Regions from separate parts of the Homo sapiens genome. Here region 2 is linked to region 1. The links are chromatin loops, found by intact Hi-C in ENCODE. Cell type or tissue: psoas muscle. All regions are shown on one strand. Links, peaks and the distances in the headings refer to the core of each region. The heading gives the core; the rest is flanking DNA.

Region 1 (4,000 bases), core at 1-4,000:
CCAGGATTCTGGGGAGGGGGAGGCTTCCTGGCCTCCAACCGCTAGACGCTGAAATTCCAAAGTCCCCTGGTTGATCCAGTTCCTGGAAAGGACACCAGAAGCAGGACCCAGGGACCCTGGCACTTTATCAGCCTGGGTCCCCACTGCTCAGGCGGTCCCCACCCGCATGCGCCCTGCTGCCCCGCCCCCCTCAGGCGATGCCTCCGCAGCCGGGGCTGCCCGCCGGGCCTGGAGCGCTCTCTGTGCCCGGACCTTGTAATTATGTCCCACAGCCCGGGAAACCGCGGGCCTCGCAGCATCTGGCTGCGGTTGCGAACTTTTGTTTCAAGATGCGCGACTATTTATAGAAGGAAAACTGGTAGGATAGTAATTTCCTAGGAGCAAGAGGAGAAATTGGCTGCGTCTTTATTAAATGGGGGTGGGGGCGAGGCGATGTATTAGGACTGCAACCGCATGGGGGGAGGGGGTGGCGCAGGGAGCGGGAAGGCAGCGGCTGCCCCCTCTGGCCGCGTCAGGCGACCCCGGACGTGGCCCGCGTGTAAAGGAGGGGGAGGGGGAAGGGAAGAGAAGGGGAGGGAGAGCAGGCTCTGAGGTTTAATCAGTAGCATCCAGCTTAAATTCCCCCAAACGGCGGTTCCATAAATGAAACTTCTTTTTAAGTCAGAGGCCAGAGCATATGCGTCCCATTAGGAATTCGGCGAAGCCACCACTGCGCGCCCCCTGGGCTCACTGGGCTGGACTCGGCCCTGCCCGGAGCTTCTCAGAGCCCCGTGGGCTCTGCCTTGCCGGGCACACACACGCGCGCCCACGCTCCGCGCTCTCCCTTGGCCGAGACAACTGGGCGAACGCGGCCGCCAGCACGCAATGCGCGTCCTCCTCGCCCCCAGGTGAGGACTCGGCAGGGGCAGGGATCAGGCTACCCAGCGCGGCAGGAAGGCGCGAGAAGCCGCAGCGACTTCGGGGTACAGTCCGGGCGCTGTCCGGTGAAGCGCGGCGTGCACGTGCATGCCGGTGTTTGCACGAGGGAGCGGGTGTGTGAGTGCGGCTCTCCCAAGTGTGGCATGGTATTGCGCGCCGCGTGGGTTAATATGGGGAGGGGTCCCCCGCTGGTCCAGGACTCTGCTGGGACGCGCAGGGAATCTCGGCGCCGCTCGCGTGCCCGCGGGCCCTCGCGCTGGGCGTGCACAGCCTGCTCTACTCCCGCAGTCGAGCCGCTCTCAGGCCATCCTTTCTTTGACCCCAGAGCCAGGACTTCTCACTGCCGTAGCTGCCCGCCAAGTGCTCCACCTCGGCAGCTTAGGCTGGCGAGGCGACCTAAAGTCCCCCGGCTCCCGCGCGCGACGGTCACCCGGTGCCCCGCCCAGGGGCCTCGCTGCCGCGTTCCCTGCCCGCCCGGTTCCAGCGCTGGAGGCCCGGGGGGAGCCCACCCGCCCACCCCGCACGCCGCCCGCGGCACTCACAAGTAGCTGCCGCTGGACAGGAGGAGAAAGATCTGCGGGCAATAGACGGAGACGAGCGCGCTGCGCGGCGACAGTAGAAGCATGGTGGGCCGGCGTGCCTGGCGGGGCTGAACAGGCTCCGCGGGCCGGGCGCCTGGGCCAGCTGAGGCCGGGGTCCCCGCGGAGCTCCCCGATGCAGGGCGGCGGCGCTGGGCGCTAGGGGCCGGGTCTCGTGGGCCCGGGCGCAGTTGTCGCCCGTGCCCCGCCGCTAGGGCCGCGCATGGCGCTGGGTCTGGGGCAGCGGCGGGAGCTGGGGCTGGAGTGCGGGGCGGGGACCCGGCCGGGGGCAGCGGGCGCGCCTTGGCTGCGGTCTGGACCTCCGTCCGTCTGTCGGTGCGAACCGGCTCTGTCGCTCGCTCTGGCTCACTTCTCCAAGTCTCCCGAGGCGCGCAGCTGCCATTGGACGGGCCGCCCCTACATCCGCCTCCTCCCCCGGCGGGTTTTTTTAAAGGGGAGGCTGACCGGAGCGTGCGGTGGGAGCCGCCTCCAGGGCTTGCCCAAGTTGCCTTGGCTGGGACACCCGTACCCCCACCTTTAGGGAGCCACACAGCTCTGGCCTGGCTCCAGAAGGTGCACGTGGGGGCGGCTCCCCGGGGGAACTGCGCGGAGGCTTGTGCTCCTCTTGGGGGGCTGTGCTCGGCAACGTATGCGCGTGTGTGCATGCATGTGCCTACATGTGCCTGTGTGTGCCTGCGGGAGCGTGGGCAGTCTGTGAGGACAGGTGTGTGTGCACAGATGCATTGAGTGTCCTGAGCCTCTGCCCCCGTGTGCCCTGGGTTTAGGGAGGCTGGCTGTGGGTCGCACACAGGCACTGCCATGGCTAACCAGGCCCAGCCTTGTGCTGGTGCTGAGCTTGCACGACCCTGCCTGGGCACCTCTTTGGAGAGGCCGCCAGTGGGAAGGCATCGCCAGCAGGTGCTGCTCTCCTCACACAGAGGCTTCCCCACTCTGGCTTCCCCATCCTGCTTCTTTTGCTCTCCTTTGAGCGGTTGGCGGGGATGGGTTTGTGGAGAAGTAGACCTACAAAGACGTTCTCCCTCCTCGAGTTCCTTTTATTTTTTGTTTAAGCCCAGAAACATAGGTCTAGTGTCCCACCTCCTGTCGTTAGCCAATTCTGGTTCCACATGACCATCCCTTTACATCTGAATCACAGCACAAAGCAGGAAGATGGCAAGACAAGGGAAGGCTGGGCGGTCTGGCCCGTCGTCCTGAGGAAGAGGATTTTCTAACTTCTAGACCTGGTGTGGAGGCTCATCATCCAGGAGGAAGCAGCCACTTCCTCCACCTTCATCCCCCCTAGTCCAGGGCTCTCGGGCCCCTCTGCTTCTGGCCCCAAAGGCAGGGACAGGCTTTCGGCAGGGCTGGTCCTAGAACTGCAGCGACTCCAGTTCCAGTGAGCAGAGAGTGTCCAGACTCCAGACGGGCTCCTCTGAGTTCTGCTTTGGCCTCCTCCAAGGCTGGAGCTGAAGGCCGCTCAGTCCAAAAAGGGCCCTGGGTGAGAAACTGACTCCCTGAAGCCATCAGGTTTTCAAATTGCTCCAAATCCCAGGTGCATTTGTTCTTAGGGCCCTGACCCCTAAGGGCATTGTGAGGGCTGAGTTCTGGTTCCAGCTGGTACTGGAGTCCTCCAGGGGTTGTACATGTGAGTTGCACCAGGCTTAGGGGCACATGTGTGTGATGGCTGCACGTGCCCAGGTGGCCCCCCGTGTAATTAAACACAGGCAGCATGCAGGGAAGTGATCACGTAATACCCCATCCATGCATACAACCTCTGATCTTTGGTCAGAACTTTATGACCCTGAAAATCCCAGCTCCTGGGATGCAGATGCCCTGGAATACACCATCTGGAGGAGTCCCCAGGGTGTCAGCCTCAGTGACATCACAGTCATTAACAATAAGAAAGATTCTCCTGGTATCTACAGGTGTTCATTGGGACACATATCTCCAGCACCCACAGGGCAAAGGCCCTCAGGAGTAACACAGGCAGCACGCAGTGAAGGGGGTGTTGTGACCCCATTTTTTGGATGAAGAAAGGGAGGCTGAGAGGTTAAAGGGCTCACTCAAGGCCACAGGCTAGGAGTGACAGGAGGACAGAACAGACAGCCCATTGGTCCCAGACTCCCCAACCTCCTCCTTAATGCAATGGGCTTCCAGGTCATTTAACCCCTGACGACACACCTGGGCCCAGCTTCCCCCTTCTACCGCTGCGCGTAGCCAAGATGGCTTGCAAAGAAAGCAGGGCCCTTCTCTCCATTCCTGGCGGGCAGGGGCTGAGCCTCGAGGGAGGGATTGGCTCTCCTTCCCTTAGCAGATCCCAGGGTAGATCTCTGGCTTTCCTGCTTGCCATTCCACAGGGTGTTCGGAGGTCACATTTTGGAAATCCAGGAGGTGGGTGGGGAGTGTGTGTTTTAGATTGGCTCACCAGGGGGAGGAGTTTCCCCTCCAGGGGCCCTGGGTGGGGCCTGAGGGCAGAGCCAGGGCCACACAGAAGGAAGCTCAGC
Region 2 (8,486 bases), core at 2,358-6,357, 330 kb before region 1:
TGAGACAGGGTCTCGCTCTGTCACCCAAGCTGGAGTGCAGTGGTGCAATCTTGGCTCATTGCAGCATCCAAGTCCTAGACTCAAGTGATCCTCTACCTCAGCCTCCTGAGCAGCTGGGACTACAGATGCACACCACCATACCTGGCTAATTTTTGTATTTTTTTTGTAGAGACAGGGTCCTGCTAGATTGCACAGGCTGGTCTCTAACTTCTGGCCTCAAGTGATATTCCCACCTTGGCATCCCAAAGTACTGGGAAGAATACTTTTGAAAATGAATCTTCTGCCGGGTGTTGTGGCTCACGCCAATAATCCCAGCACTTTGGGAGGCTGAGGCAGGAGGATCACTTGAGGCCAGGAGTTAGAGGCCAGCCTGGCCAACATGGTGAAACCCCATCTCTACTAAAAATACAAACGTTAGCCGGGTGTCGTGGCTCACACCTGTAGTCCCAGCTACTTGGGAGCCTGAGGCAGGAGAATTGCTTGAGCCTGGGAGGCGGAGGTTGAGGTGAACAGAGATCGTGCCATTGCACTCCAGCATGGACAACAAGAGCAAAACTCCATTTCAAAAAAAAACAAAAAAACAACGAAGTCCACTTAAAGTATTAGTAACTGGATTATTAAGAAAAAAAGAGAAGGAAAGAAAGAGAGAAAGCCACAGGTAAATAAATGACTTTGGAACTCATCCTGGGGGATAGGGGCTCAGCAAAGATCTCCAAGCCAGGCTCCCATTGTGCTCACAAGAAAACTCTGTAGTTAGGTCTCCAGTAGGTACTGATTGCAATGCAAACAATTACAAGCTGTAAACGGCCTCTGCTCAGGGGAGAGGTCCAGGGATCCCCCCATGCATGCATGCATCACTAGGAGCTATGTAGAAATGTTTCAGATCCCTTCTCTACATGAACTTAACCCAGTCAGATGAAGAGCAGCAAGGCCAGGAGCATTCCATTTACTGAGTGAGTTTAAGGTTTTGGGTTGTTTTTTCTTTGAGACAAGGTCTGGCTCTGTCACCCAGGCTGGAGTGCAGTGGCACAATCTCGGCTCACTGCAACCTCTACCTCCCAGACTCAAGCGATCCTCCCACCTCAGCCTCTTGAGTAGCCAGGACTACAGGCGCACATCACCATGCCTGGCTAATTTTTGTATATTTTGTACAGATGGGATTTTGCCATGTTTCCCAGGCTGGCCTCAAACTCCTGAGCTCAAGTGATCCACCCGCCTTGGCCTCCCAAAGTGCTGGGATTACAGGTGTGAGCCACCACACCCGGCTGGATTCTTCTTTATAAGCCCTTCGGAATAGGATCAAACCAATCCAGCCATTGGAGTCTTTCAAAGATGACACAGATGTGAGGTGAGTTTCGTAGAATCACAGCCTCGGTTTAGAAGCTGAGGCTGTGGTTGACTCTAGGAGCTTCTAAGGCCTTATTTATTTGTTTAGTGGCTGGAAGGTCAGATGGGGATGGGGAGAACCCTGGGTGATGTTTTCCGGAGAGGTGGACAGCTGTATTTCAGTCCCGCCCACCTCTAGCCAGCTATTATTCCCTGCTCATTTGCCAGGAACCTAGCTGCATATAGGCTGTCCTGCTGGGGGAACAGTTTTACTGGAAAAAAAGTGCCCGTCACATTTTTTACTGGAAAAGTTGAGAGGGTGGGAGGCAAGACTGGCTGGTTTCAGGTTCCCATCCATGCACTCAAGGCAAGCTGGGCTCACAAAAGCACCGCTCCCTCAAAACCCAGGGCAGGTTTTAGACCAACAACAGCCGAGTTTGGTTAAAAACGGTGGAAAATATTGGTGCTTTCTCATGGTTTTGGCCCCCGATCGAGTTGATGCCACTCCAGAGGTTCTAGCATTCCCAGTCTACAACTGCAGATTCTCAGTTTCTTCCAGAAAACAAGACGCCTCTCAACCAGCAAAATTGGTCATTTTCAATCTCGGTTTCCTTCTTGCCATTGCGTAAGTCCAATCTTGTTAAACCTACGAAGAGTGAGGGTCAGAGCCGTGTACCCCTAATTATATTCCCAACACTTACAATCAGCCGGCTGATGTGTAGTTAAGAAGCACAATCTTCATTGGCTTTTACAATTATCAGGAGAGGAGCAGATGGAAGTCACGGGGCAGGGCAGTTTTCTGAGTCTGGTGAATTTTGCTGATATGAGAAGGAAAGTGATAGTTTTAGAATCAGAAATTTGCCATAGAACAATGTCTTCTCTCCTGACCTCTGCACCTGCCAAGGCCCTGCTCCACCTCTGTCTTCTGTGTCCTGAGGAAGCCTTTCCAACCCCTTTCAGGATGAATGAACCCCCTCTTCTGTGCTCTCATCTCTTTTCTAGACCCCCAACTCATTGCTGCCTGAATAGCTCCATCCCACTAGACCAGAGACTTCCTGAGGCCAAGAGCTGTCCTACCCGCCGAGGACACCCTCATTTGCTTGAATGAATAAGCAAACGGCTCCTTCCTCCAGCCATCCCAGCCACTAAGTTTCACCTTGACCATGACTGGTGCTTCTCAGACCCAAACAAAGTAGCTACTGCAGGAAAGGGAGCCCCTGTAAAAATGAAAAGATGTTCATTAACATGGGGGAACACCTGTTTGACCTCCCAGTTTTCTGCTTGTTGGAAAATATTCTAATTTTTCCTCAGCAAGTAGATTTCCCTTCCTACGCCTTCGCCTTCAATTTCTTTTCTTTTCTTTTCTTTTTTTTTTCTTTTTTTTTTTTTTTTTTTTTTTTTTTTTGGAGACAGGGTCTCACTCTGTCGCCCAGGCTGGAGTGCAGTGGTGCAATCTTGGCTCACTACAACCTCCGCCTCCCGGGTTCAAGCGATTCTCCTGCCTCAGTCTCCTAAGTAGCTGGGATTACAGGCGCGCGCCACCACGCCCAGCTAATTTTTGTATTTTTAGTAGATACGGGGTTTCTCCATGTCGGCCAGGCTGATCTCAGGTGATCTGCTGGCCTCAGCCTCCCAAAGTGCCGGGGTTACAGGTGTGAGCCACCTCGCCCAGCCCAATTTCTTTTATAATCTGTCCCCAAAAAGGAAACTTACAAAATCCTCTTTAAAGAATATTCTCCACAGCAGCAGCAGATGAAAGAAAATGTTATTGAGTTGGGCGTGCCTTAATCACCATTCACTCTACTCTTAGCCATCTATATTTGTCTGTCTGCCCGATTCCCTTGTAAGTATTTGTACTAAGGAAATTTGACTTGCTGCCACTTGAGGTATTGTGGATAAGTGGCCTTTTTAGTTGGCAAATCCAGAACTTTCTATCGTCATCAACCCACACTTTGTGAGCTCCTATTAAGGAGTAATCTCCTTGCTCTACTATGGTCTTGTACATGAGCAAGGAGATTACTAAAGTTTTTAAAGTCAGCTAAGAAAATAAATCAACATTTTTGTTTGTCAGTAAGAGGTTGATGGCATATATATTTACTGTATATATATGTGTGTGTGCACATACACATATGTACATAAATGACACACATGGTGAAAGCAATGTTATTTGGTTAAGACTAAAGGCATTGTTGGGAAGGGAGGTGGGGAATTAGATGTTGATACAGTAGGTGTTTCAAATGTCGGATTTCAATGGTAATGGGAAGGAAAAGAAAGAAGAAAAATGGCTCCTTAGAATATATCAATTCATCATTTCCCATTTGCAAACATTGAAAAAAAAAATGAGAGAAGCTGTATGTCTTTCCTTGAGAGCTGCCTTTTAGCTCCCAGAGAGATGGAGTTTGGCTGATGTCAGGGTTTCTAAGGAAACGATGTATGCTTATGAATAGCAAAGCAAATAGACATATAAAACGCAAGTAAATCATTAATTGATTAATATTATTATTGATGGGATCTGGAGAGACTTACATATTCCTTCTTTATTCCAAGCTCTCAAAAGTTTTCTTTCATCGCAAAGCAAACACTCAGAAGGCCACTTTATGGATAATTATTCCCTCTTTGCTCCACACTCTAGAGACGAGGAAGGGCTCACTCTTGGATTTTAATGGATCAAAGAAAATGGTAAGCCAGGCAAGAGAAGTGTGCTTCATGTTTTCTGTCTTTTTTTAAAACTGATGGCTGTGGTTTTTGAAGAGAATGGAAAATGCATTAGGGATAGTTTGACTTAAACACGAAGCACCTTTTGGTTTGACAAACAGATTTGAGTAGAGGCTGAGTCACATCTTCTGACCCATGATTATGTCTGTTTCAATGGTGCCTTTCTCAGTGGCTGGATTCCATGGCGGACGGGTAGGGCCAGGAGGAGGTGCTGAGTGGTGCCAGGTGCAGGGTGGCGCAGTGTGGGGACGGCAAAAGGTGAGGGAATCCAGTATGCGCTGATGGAAAGCAGAGGGGGACGCCAGCCCAGTGGCCAGATGAGGCCGACGCACCCCCGGGAGGCCACGGTTGCAACACGAGGGTGTGTCCCAGCTTCCTATTAGTGAGTCAGCATTTCCTCCTCTGGTGCCCAACAGCCCTGGGGTCGCTGTGGAGGTTAGGGAGAGGTGAACCGTCCCGTCTGGATGATCCTTGTTTGCCTCTGGCCCTCCTTGTCAATCCAGACCACGACCAAGAAACCTTCCCTTCACATTGCGTCCTCCTCCCCTTGGCACTGCAAGTGCCCAACCTGAAATGTGTCCATGATCACTGCTATCCAGGAAGTGTGCAGTTGGAGACCAGCCCTCTCCCGAGGCCACACCTGGAGTAGCAGAGAGGGCAGACAGAGAACATGCCCTGTGCAGAGACCTCTTGGAGTTGCACCTGCCTTGCTGTGTGACCTCAGCCAGCCACTTAACCTTTCTGTGCCCTGGCCACCAATCCCCTCACAGCACCCCCCTCAAAGGGCTGCTGAGGGCATGCCTTTGCGTGCACCGCTCCTATTCTCACAGTGAGGGAAGCAAGGGCCAGGGAGACAGCGTCTTGGTTGGCAACAGGTCCAGCTTCTGGCCCCAGCTCTAGATACTGTGGGTGCCCTCAGAGCCTCCACAGGACTTTCAATGAGAGGGGTGCCTCATCCAGCCCACCCCTACATGTAGGCCAAGGGGATAAACTATCTCACATCCCCCACGTGGCGGCCCCTTTCCTCCACGGAGCTTGCTCAGGGAGGGACTCAGTGCCCGTTTGTTGATTGGATAAGGTTGGTCTGCGCAGGGAGGTGCTGTGCTGCAGGAAGGTGAGAAAAACCACAGCCTGAGAGCTGTGAGCCCCAGGGGCCTGGAGCAGGAGGCGGGAGCAGAGGAGAGGGCAGTTAATTCTGTTGGGGGTCGAGGGACAGGAACCCAGGACAGCTTCCTGGAGGTGGCTTTTGAGGTGGGTCTTGAAGAATGCACAGAAGCTTGGCAGAGGCTCAGAAAGCCAAGAGGGCAAAGCCATGGAAGTGTGGGGAGGCAGAGGGTGCCAGGGGTGCCGGCTGTCCCAGGACAGCAGCGAGGAAGGGGGTCTCTACTCCTTTCTCCTCCTCCTGGTGGACGATCTCAGACCCTGTAGGTCCCAGGAGGGGAGGGAGAAGCTTGATTCTCTGAGCCTGAGGTCTCTGAGGGCAGACCCTGTGCTACCCTCCTCACACCCTAGGAGCAGGTGCCAGTCTGGGAAGCTCTGAGGGCTTTTCCTTTTCAGAATGGGTGGGGGTGGCTATGTCTCAGCCTTCACAGTTGATCAGTGACACAGACCCTAGGCCTGTGGTCCCTGGTCAGGAAGTTGTGCTGGGGGCAGGGAGGGGCCTGCCCTCAGGTGCTGGTTGGCCTTGGTGGAGAGTGGGGAGTGCTAGGGGCTGGGAAGACTCCCCTGGGTCCCAGAGGGAAGGGCTGTGGAGGTGCTTGACTTTCCCACCTCATTGTGATGCGTCCAGGTGTGAGATACACGCACCTAACTACCCCTTTGAAGGGATAGGGCTGGCAACTCGCAGGCCTCAGAATGAGGGCACACAGTAGCCCTAGGGTCAGCTGGGCCCTTTGTCTTTGTGGCAGCTACACTCAGCCTGAAGGGCAGCCAAGCATTCACATCTGCCAAGAACCTGGGACTGAATCCTGGAACACAGTCTACACGTCTCCCATCCCAGGTCTAAAATGGGAAGGTGGACAGGGGAGGAAGCCGAGAGAGGGTCACCCCCGCCCTCCCCTTCCACCCTGGAAGAGGCAAAGGGGTGCTCCCTTACCCACGTTTTGTTGATTGGACAGTTGAATTCAGAGAGGTTGCCCGATGGACCAGAAGAAACACAGCCAGGAAGAAGCCGTGGTAGCCCAGAGCAGGAGCCCCTGAGGCCCGTGCTCCTCCCTCAGGCTTGTGGGGCTCAGTCCAGTCCCGCGCCCTCCTCTCCAGGGAGCAGCCAGGCTGGGTTCACAGCGCTCTTGCTCCAGTCCACAGTCTCTGCTGGGTTTGGGCGAGTGCAAGGCACAGTAGCCCAGAATCCCAGCTCCCAAATCCCATGAGCTTTGCCACGGCTCAAGCTTCTGGGCCCATCTGGAAACGATGCTGCCGGCCTTACGGGGTGCCTGTGGGGTTCATGGGCCGGCGTTTGAAGAGGCAGTGGTGGTAGGGGCCCGGAGAGCAGGGCTGGGGCTGGTCCCTGTGGGACGGTCACCCCCAGAGGAAAGGTGTGGAAGGCACAGGTGGACTCTCATGGGGCTCTCAAATCACCCGAGATGAAGGTTCAGTGCAGTCCCCAGGCACAGACCCCAGAGATCCTGACTGGGAGGTCTGGCGTGGGGCCCCAAAAGGTGTAATTTTCCCCAGCACTGCAGGTGTGGGGTCCGAAGCAGGTGGTCCGTGCACGGCACTCAAGGCCTTGGTCCAGCGTCAGTGCGGGGTTCGTGCAGCAGCCACATGGGCTGACTGCCGCTGGCCCTGGGAAGACAGGGCAGGATGAGGCTGGGCATCCCCCTGGGCTTGGGACACAGAGGGAACACACGGATGTAGGGTGTGAGCCTACAGTGCATCCTCTGCTCCCCAAAGTGTGCCACCATTCAACATAAAGCCCGTTGCATTTGCTGTCCACGCAGCCTTCAGTGAACCTGTCTATGGGCACACTCTCAGAATCAACAAATTACGGGGCTCGAAATCAAAATCCGCCTCTTCCCCCTATACCAGAAAGGCCTGTCTGTGCCCAAATGTTGAGGGAAATGGATCTGCCTTGACCCTTTCCTTTGGCGCGATCTCAGCTCACTGCAACCTCTGCCTCCAGGTTCAAGTGATTCTCTTGCCTCAGCCTCCTGAGGAGCTGGGACCACAGGTGCGCACCACCACACCCAGCTAATTTTTGTATTTTTAGTAGAGACGGGATTTCGTCTTGTTGGCCAGGCTGGTCTCGAACTCCTGGCCTCATGTGATCCACATGCCTCCGTCTCCCAAAGTGCTGGGATTACAGGCATGAGCCACCGCGCCTGGCCACCCTCTCCTTTCAATGAAACGCTTTTACCTTGGTTTACAGACTCAGATGAGATACTTCCCATCTGTTCATAAAGGGAACAGATTCTGACTTGTGTTCTAATCTTGAGTACCAAAAACTCCCCTAGAAGGGAGCTCTGCATTTTCAGAGGCTCACCCACGTGCCCATGTAGGGTCTGAGAAAGGTCCTGCATGGGTGAGTGATTTAGGGACAGGCGGTAAACTGAGGAAGTGACACAAAGCCTCCTGCACAGAGATCCCACATTCTACCTGGTATTACTCCCATTCTCTGCACTGCTGACAGCTCTCAAACAGATTCTTTCCACGAGGAATTAGCCCGCACACAACATGAATGGGCTCGTTTTATATCAGAAGGCTGAATTTTAACTGACAAATTGGACAGGTTCCCTAAGGCAAGGGTTGCTAAGCTTTGTCATTCTCGCTAAAAATGTGATTTATAATATATTTCTATTTGCTAGACACTCCTTTTCCCAGGAATGAAGACCCAGCCCAGAAACAGGAGGTCTGCTCAGTATCTTGACCCCATATAAAAATATGCTCCTCAAAAGTTTTCATTAGCATATAAACAGATATGCATCAATCAATCTGCAGCATGGCCACGTCAGCTTTATTTCATTATGTTTTAATGATATTTTAAGCAGCCAAACTCTTAGAATTCAGGACAGGGCAAGAGTAACCCACAATTTACTTTAGAATTTTATGTTTTAAAGGAAAGATCTAAGGGTCTGATGAAAGGAGTTGTATTTCCTCGGATCTTTTCTTCCACTTTATAAAATAAAAACCATTTTTGTTGCTTCTTAAGTACTCTGGTATTTACAAATGCAGAATATGTCAGATATTAGAGATCAACCCACACCTTCAGCCAAGTTTCCTCAGAGATCCTTTGTAAAAAAAAAAACCACACACACAAAAAGTGGGTGAAACCGTCTGACTTCTTAGAAGTCTGAGTTAAAAGTTGCAAACTCATTTTGCCCAAGATAACCAGAAATGCTCTAAGCTAAGTGGGCAGAAACAGATTTGATCTCTGTATCTGATTGCTGGCAGAAGTCAAGCAGCCAATTTTTCAACAATGTCTCCATATCATGAAACTTCCTAAAAAT

The links. Hi-C counts contacts between places; a loop is a spot of excess contacts. Peaks named below come from ENCODE experiments on the same cell type or tissue, not always from the same donor. Only the 100,000 strongest peaks of a DNase experiment are listed, where the experiment ranks them.
Region 2: it touches region 1 in a loop (5-fold over the local background); 106 of 110 quality-filtered maps call a loop at or near these places.

The regions. Positions count from the first base shown.
Region 1 is chr22:45,970,695-45,974,694 of GRCh38, forward strand. The region is part of intron 1 of WNT7B (Wnt family member 7B); the gene reads right to left. Among named protein-coding and RNA genes, the nearest start is that of WNT7B, 4.5 kb to the right of the region's middle. In psoas muscle, for the core only: no CTCF peak of the experiment used is centred there; no DNase peak of the experiment used is centred there; H3K4me3 peaks cover 1,878 bases; H3K27me3 peaks cover 4,000 bases.
Region 2 is chr22:45,634,789-45,643,274 of GRCh38, forward strand. LOC105373069 (a long non-coding RNA gene) reads left to right here and starts at 1,193. Exons shown (of 3, transcript XR_001755590.2): 1 at 1,193-1,348. LOC105373067 (a long non-coding RNA gene) reads right to left here and starts at 5,641. Exons shown (of 3, transcript XR_938308.3): 1 at 3,853-5,641; 2 at 2,483-2,543; 3 at 1,827-2,144. RefSeq lists enhancers at 3,773-4,972, 4,261-4,555, 4,599-5,370. In psoas muscle, for the core only: no CTCF peak of the experiment used is centred there; a DNase peak (open chromatin) is centred at 4,413; H3K27me3 peaks cover 313 bases.